Linked DNA regions of Homo sapiens: regions 1 and 3 are each linked to region 2. A link is an interaction called in ENCODE POLR2A ChIA-PET data of the cell type or tissue named here. Cell type or tissue: HepG2. All regions are shown on one strand.

The links. ChIA-PET counts read pairs that join two places held together with the same protein. Peaks named below come from ENCODE experiments on the same cell type or tissue, not always from the same donor. Only the 100,000 strongest peaks of a DNase experiment are listed, where the experiment ranks them.
Region 1: POLR2A ChIA-PET joins it to region 2 with 5 read pairs; 1 of 35 experiments calls an interaction of 5 or more read pairs at or near these places.
Region 3: POLR2A ChIA-PET joins it to region 2 with 39 read pairs; 1 of 35 experiments calls an interaction of 5 or more read pairs at or near these places.

Annotation. Positions count from the first base shown.
Region 1 is chr20:23,660,402-23,662,901 of GRCh38, reverse strand. It overlaps LOC107985383 (a long non-coding RNA gene), which reads right to left and starts at 1,832. Exons shown (of 5, transcript XR_001754712.2): 1 at 1,654-1,832; 2 at 1,252-1,420. In HepG2, no CTCF peak of the experiment used is centred here; DNase peaks (open chromatin) are centred at 1,241, 1,871 and 2,251; H3K4me3 peaks cover 1,273 bases.
Region 2 is chr20:22,510,732-22,513,231 of GRCh38, reverse strand. LOC105372564 (a long non-coding RNA gene) reads left to right here. Exons shown (of 3, transcript XR_937341.3): 3 at 2,433-2,500. Among named protein-coding and RNA genes, the nearest start is that of LINC00261, 67 kb to the left of the region's middle. RefSeq lists an enhancer at 1-487. In HepG2, no CTCF peak of the experiment used is centred here; DNase peaks (open chromatin) are centred at 561, 1,121 and 2,472; H3K4me3 peaks cover 881 bases.
Region 3 is chr20:22,428,517-22,431,016 of GRCh38, reverse strand. No RefSeq gene overlaps it. Among named protein-coding and RNA genes, the nearest start is that of LINC01427, 150 kb to the right of the region's middle. RefSeq lists a cis regulatory region at 127-138 and an enhancer at 61-205. In HepG2, no CTCF peak of the experiment used is centred here; DNase peaks (open chromatin) are centred at 106, 786 and 1,446; H3K4me3 peaks cover 1,400 bases.

The sequences.
Region 1 (2,500 bases), 1.1 Mb before region 2:
GGACTCCTGAGAAGCCAACACTTCCCAGAAAAATCCCAGGATGGAACAAAGGAGACAGAGAAAAGTCAGCCTAGGTAGTAGTTCAGCCAACCACTGCCAGCACGAAATCCACCTGCTTCCTGGGCGCATATATGCCATGTCACAACAGTGTTTTTCCAAGATTCATGGGGGTGTGACAAGATGGATGGACAGCTGGCTCCCTCGCTGGAACTAAAGTATACATCCATGCCCTGTGCCATGCAGCTAGCAGCGCCTCTTTCCAGAAAATGCAGAGTAGACCCCCATTGCCATTGTGCATGGTCATGGGTCTTGCTTGGCCTATAGGATGTTAACACATGGGACAAGCGCAGAGACCTTAACCCTGCGTGTGTGAGAGGCTGGTCCTCCTGCTCCCGTCTGAGCCTCCATGAGAAGAACCTGGCCCAGACAGGCACCACCCCTTCAGCATGGACCCCAGCATGAAGACACAAGCCAAGCCAGCACCAGACCCACTGACCCCCAGCCCATGTGCAGGCGGCAGAGCATGACAGGTATAGCTTGTTGCTGTCAGCCCCCGAGATGCTAAGGTTTTTCCTAGGGAACAGCAGCTGACTAATGCATGAGTTATCCCATTTTCCATGGTGCATCTTCTCCACTCTTATTCCAAGTGAACCCTTGGCTGCCCCCATAACAATCTGTGTTCCGTAACAAGTACTAAAGATGGTTGTTACAAGGACTAGAAACAAGAGCTTTAAATATTTCCTTCTGGTCCTTCGCGGTGGCTCACGCCTGTAATCCCAGCACTTTGGGAGGCAGAGGTGGAAGAATGGCTTGAGCCCAGGAGTTTGAGATCAGCCTGGGCAACATAGCAAGACATTGTTTCTACTAAAAATTTAAAAAATTAGTGCAGCATGGTAGTGCACACCTCTAGTTCCAGCTACTAGAAAGGCTGAGGTGGGAGGATCACTTAAGTCTGGGAGGTCAAAGCTGCAGTGAGACGTGATTGTGCCACTGCACTGCAGCCCAGGAGGCAGAGCGAGCCCCTGTCTCCAAATAAATAAATAGTCTCCTTTTGGCAAATCCTAACAGCTACCCATCTCTCGGATTCAGAGGACAGCATTTAACTCTCTTCAGGCAGATGAATACCTGTGCTTTTGTCCTCTGTCTGCTATCCTCAGCCCTCCGCTTCCTCAGCTCTGCTCATCAAACACTCTTTGTTTTATGAATGATGTATTGCCCAATTCTAGCCTCTAAACCAAAGCCAATAAAGACCTTTAAACGGGATGTGTTGTAATCTTTTCTTCTGACACCTTGTAGGTATGGATATGACTTGGGGACTTTGTCCAAGGTCTCCAGCACACACAGGGAGCTATTGTCCTCACATATCCCAAGAGACTTCTGGTGTTGCTTTAAGTGGACTATTTTATTCTCTTCAGAGGACCTAAGCATTTAGGAGAAACAAGATGGGGAAAAGAAGGTGAGTTCAAAATTAAAACCAAGAAAAAAAGTTGATTTTTACCATGACCGCAAACACAAGAATCCCACAGCAGGGCTGTTGCAGAGGAGTGTTTAAAGTCCCCATTTAAAATCATATAATGTGTAAACCAGATCAGAGATAACTGAAATTAAAATGAAATTGCAAATCAGAAGTACACCCTTCTCAGCTCTACTTACTTCCTTCTCTGGGCCTCCAGTGTCCAATGTCATTGGAGGGTCCCTCCACAATTGCAACTGTCCGGGATGAACAGAGATGGGCAGGAGACTCGCTTCCCACGGTTCCAATGCCTGAGAGACCACAGAAAAATAGCCAGAGCAGTGTGGGCTATGTGAGGTGTGCAAAACCTATCAGGCCCAGAGAGACGTGAGTGTGGGACTTTAGTCATGTCCTTCCTACGCATGGCTGGGGGCAATTGTTTAAAGGCATTCTATTCCTGATGACCTGTCTCACCCATTATCTTCCCCATCCTGGAAAAATGTATAGCCAATTTACAGCATATGTTATCTTAATGTAAATTCTTGGTAAACAATTTAGAAATGGCCTTTTTTTCTTTAAAAACTCACTTGCAACTGCTGCTAATTGGAGCATATCTTCAGGGCAACTTTAATCTATGCAACCAAGTTGCAGTTTTTACATTTGGGCCATATAACCATTCTACTTGTATTAATTTTGCCTGAGTTTTTTCTTTTCCATCCCCACCTTTGGCTTGTCAGGGGTGATGTAATCATAACTCTCCGTGAGGCTGAGCCACAGCTGGAGTCGAATTTGATCACGTGGAAGGATCAAGTTCTGGGTTCATATCAGGTCTCAGGGCAGCCAATTCTAAGAAGTCCTGAATTCCGGAGGCCCTGTGAAGCCTCTTTCCATCCAGCTCGCAATGGAGACAAATCTCAAAGCTTCCATAGTTTTCCTAAGCCCTTATCTTGTTCAGTTTCTTCATTCCCACAATCCAAGCTCGTCTGAGGACTTGCTTTGCCCAAGCCTAAGATTCAGACGTTTATATAAGGACAGGCAGGAAGCCAG
Region 2 (2,500 bases):
AGAGAGAGGGAGAGAGGGAGAGAGGCAGAGAGAGAGGGAGAGAGGGAGAGAGGCAGAGAGAGAGGGAGAGAGGGAGAGAGGGAGAGAGAGAGAGAAAAGAGAGAGAGAGGGAGAGAGGGAGAGTATATAAAAATTCTCTTGCTCTCTTTGCTTCTGTAGATGTAGTTAACAAGTCCACTTTTAGGGCTTAATCTGCTGGGCACACTTTCTTGATTTTATAGCTAGAAATGATCTAATTTAGGCAGAGGGGGCTGCCTGAAGTAAATACAGCACTGGTTCAATTAGGTGGGGATAGATATGCACTACCTTTAAAAGAAGATAAAGACATTTGAACTGTTGGAAATACTAAACCGATCAGCCATCACCCTTTCCTAACATACCCAGATAGTAGCTGCACCCCCTGCTTTGCTTTGGGACTATAGGCAGAGCCAAGGGGACTGTCCCCTCTGCATGACCCGCAGCTACTCTCCCTTTGTCTGCAAACAACCGAGAGGAGCGAGTTGGAGCCCAGAGCAGCAGAGACTCAGCCTAGCAGCTGACTGGGCCAGGTGCGTTTCCATTGGCTGCAGAGGCCCGGTTGAGCTCTATTTTCTTCTGTACATAAAGATAAGAAGCCAAGGGCCCCCTTCCGAAAGCAAACACGTTTAATTGGAACCACCGCCTCCCCATGATTCACCGGATGGAATTTACAATGGTGTTTACCTTTTTCCACAAAAGTAGCAAATGAATCAATCCCAATAGGAAATATAAATCTAGGAAATATAAATCCCCAGCAGATGCATTTCGAACCACACAGGAAAGGACTCACTGAGAAAGAAGGCCCCTGTAACTCTAGAGGGTTTTGCCCAGAAGTAAGAGTCAAGAGTGGTCCAGATTAGTTGAGGAGAAGCAACTTCACATATGAGCTTAAAACAAGTCCTTGCACGAGCCACCTTTTGCTTGGCCCCTCTTAGCAGTGGGAATTCAGACAAAACTTCAGGAATGCTTTGCTGGGCAGCTGTGGTGCATTCAAAGCAGAGAAACTGCCTTAATCTTTGCAAAACCAACAAAGATAAGCAATAGCTTTAGCTGGGCTGAAATTAGCCAATGCGCTGCTACACAATGCCCTGGTGACCATTATCCAGGCTCTGACCGCCGCACGGCACTGCGCAAGCATGCTGGCAATGTTTAACAAACCATCTGTCTTGTACCTGCTCCCACTCAACAGGGGCCTTTGTTTGAACCCTGGCCCCATCCAGCATGTCAGCTATCTATTCCCCAACAGGGGAAGCCCCTTCATCCCATTGTACAATTTTCATAACTCTTTTGATTCCAGTTTGTCCTACAGAATGACTTCTGCCAGAGAACATTTTGGAAAGGGAGATATGGATTCTGAATCTGTCCACTGATTAGTTTCTAGAGCACCATGTGTGTGAAACCTTACTTGCTTATGTGATTTCCCCCTCATTTGTCTTTTTTTAAGAGAATTTCAATATTCATTCAAATGTTGATTTTATTTTTTCCTTGGTTAGCTGTGTTTAAGTTAGAAACCTCTCTCTCTTGTTCTTTTCCTCTCAGATATATGTTTTATACTGCAGTAAGATATTTTCTGCATATGTCGGGTGCAGTGGCTCACAACTGTAATCTTAGCACTTTGGGAGGCTGAGGCAGAAGGATCGCTTGAGCCCAGAAGTTTGACAGGAGACCCTGGACTCTACAAAATATATACACACGTGCATGTACATACATACACACACACACACACACATATACACACATATACTCTGCCTAAATCGCACAGTACCTGGAATTTACTGATTATATTACATAGGTGTTAGACGAAACCATTTGAACTTAATGTTTTCATAGATTTATAACAAATATTGACGGTTCATTTCATATGGTCCAATATATGTATTTCCTTGTAAAACTGCCCACATTATTTTAGACTAGAGATTTGAGAAGATAACTGATCCAATACATGGTTTTTATTAAAAAAAAGAAAGTCTCCTTTGAGAATTTATTTATTTATTTATTTTGAGATGGAGTCTCCCTCTGTCGCCCAGGCTGGAGTGCAGTGGCGCGATCTCGGTTCACTGCAAGCTCCGCCTCCCAGGTTCACGCCACTCTCCTGCCTCGGCCTCCCGAGTATCTGGGACTACAGGCGCCCGCCACCATGCCCGGCTAATTTTTTGTATTTTTAGTAGAGACGGGGTTTCACCGTGTTAGCCAGGATGGTCTCGATTTCCTGACCTCGTGATCTGCCCGCCTCGGCCTCCCAAAGTGCTGGGATTACAGGCGTGAGCCACTGTGCCCAGCCGAGAATTTATTATTTCTCTTTTTCTTCTTCACCTTGCCTGGCTCTCAGCGATTCTCCCTCATGCTCAGGAGTAAAATGTCCCCATATTCTTTTTCTATATGTCACCATGCTAACGTAATTTCAATTACCTCAGATACACCTTCGCAATGGTGACCACAAGAATCCACTCAGCCTTGGAAGCTGTCCTTGAAACTCACCCTG
Region 3 (2,500 bases), 82 kb after region 2:
CTGTGTCCAGACCACCATAGAGACTGCTGGGCTGCACAAGCTTCCCGGATCGCAGTTCACCAGGGGTCACCTTCATGCTGTGAGAACAAAGTCCGACTGAGCCCAGGGCCCCAGCTGCATGGTTCTGCTGTGTAAACACAGCGCAGACAACAGGACGACCAAATGTTAGGGTCCCTGTGTGATCCATTGTTGGATTATAGACATGGCCATAGACTCCGTTTCCAACTGCCCCTACTTCTCTCTTGTCTTTCTGTCTCCTCTTCTACCTCATTTGTTGGCTTCTAAACATCCTCTAACAGGACAAATCTTTGGCTGTTTTGCCTTTTTTGTTTTCCAAGCCAGGGTTCCCACTGCACCCCAAACAAGCCCAGTACTTTTAACAGGCACGGCCTCAGCAGAGGTGGCCCCACTGAGGCCTGCATGGTCACACGATGAATATTTTCTCATTTGTCCCCATGAACAAAACTTGCTTAAAATCAGGTGTGGGAGGAGGAGGTTAGGAAAAGGGCTGCCTCTCCTCTTCCTTTTAATCAACCAACTCATCTTTAACTGCCGCCATTCCCGTCCTCTCTGCCAGGCCCCGGCTAATAGAAACTCGGAATGCAGGTTCATACCCCTGCTCTTAGGTGTTCGAGGATGCACTCTGGGAAGCGCCGCTGCATCCATCACTGTCGGTGGCTACTTGAGAAACGCCGTGATGGACTGGCCCGGCAAAGCCCCTCCCCACTGCCCGCAGGCTGCAATTCAATTAGTCATGGTCAGAGGGAGGCATTATTATTCATACACCAACGATTGTTCCCAAAGTAAACAGAGCTGGGATGAGGTCTCTGATCCTCCCAGTGCCTTTAGCTGGGACACAAAAGAAAAAAAACTCCAGAGACACTGGGGTGGGACATTTGATCTGAATTCTGATCTCCTTTGCAAGCTTCCCCATCAAATCTTGTTGATTTCTTTCTTTGCTTCTTTCTTTTTTCACAGTCTTCACAGATAAGTGCCCTGTGTGTGCATACGCAAACCCAGCAGGGCCATTTTATTCCTTTATTGCCAACAATGCCAGAAAGTCTCTTCCACCCAGGACACCCCCCACCACTTTATAATAGGGACATGGATCCCTTAACTGGAGTGAATGATCCTGTTAGAATATAACAGACCAATAACTTCCTAATTCACAATAAATAATCCCTGTAAAAATAAAGGATGACATTTGTATTTTGTAAAGTGCTAACCAAATTGCCCGTGGCCTGGCCAGCCCCCATCTGTTTATCAGTTTTGCTGAGTACAAGTGAACCCAAGATAAATGCCAGTTTTCCTTGGATAAATTTTACAGCCAAGCAGAAACTGCCAAAGCACACAGGAGAGGTAAAAGCAGAGCTGTGTTCTCATTGACAGAAAAGTCAATTTTGCAGGATGGACTTAGGCAAGAGCCTGTGACCCCCGCCCCAACTCAAGTTTGTATGTTTATAATAGGGCTGTTTTCTCTGGGAGGGAATGAGCCAACTCCGGGAGCTGAAAGTTCAATGGAGCAGGCTGGCTGGGGCTTCCCAGCTGCAGGGGGAAGAAACAGCCCTGCCTGCTCACTCTGTTTTGCAGGAGTGAGCGTCATGCACCCTGGCCCAGACAGGGTGATAAACTTGGGGTGTCTGGATAACCCACATGCTCATTTTCACTTTCGCTGCATCTGACCCTCTGAGGATCACTGCACTGGGACACTTGACCAAGCCATGCGTTTAGACACAACACCTTAGCACCTCATTCTGCTCCGGAGAGCCTCAGAGCGTCCAGCTGATATGACGGAAACCCCTTGTGCAGAGTCACCTAGAGCCTTTAAGAAACATGAATTCTCAGGCCTGACCCCAGACCACTGAACCAGAATCTCTGGGGGCCAGGGCCTTGTCATTTGTGATTCACAACAAATCACTATGGGAGGCTGTCCAGACCCCCCTTTAAAGAAAGACTTTAAGGAATAAATCTCAGCTGCTAAGAGTTTCACTGGCAGACAGTTTTCACTATCAGCCCCTTCAGAAATGGGTCAGCTGTGGAGAGCCACCTGGAGCCCGTGCTCAGGCCCCTTTGGGCAGGTCATCCAGTGGCTGATAAATGGATGTGCACATAGGCTCTGTAGCTTGGCCCCACTCAGGACTACTCTGAAGGAACAATCCACTTCAGAATGCCCAGTAGTATCCACTGTGGCTCCCTTCCACAGATATTGGTCCCAGAGCCTCTCCTGAATAAATATCCTGCAAGTTAAACTCCATCTCAGAGGGAGAACCTTATTGCCAGGCTTGGAGAATGATGATCTAGAAAACACTGTTCTTGTCCAACACTCAACCCATCCATAAATTCTCTCCATAATATCACAAACAGCTGGGCACCTAGCCCCAGCCTGGCAAGCCAGAGGAAAGAATCCATCAGCTTCTGATCCAGTCCCTCTGGACAACACTGGGAGGAATAAGTTGGGCCCCTTAATTCTCTTGCTTTCCATAGAAAATTGAAGAGCCCT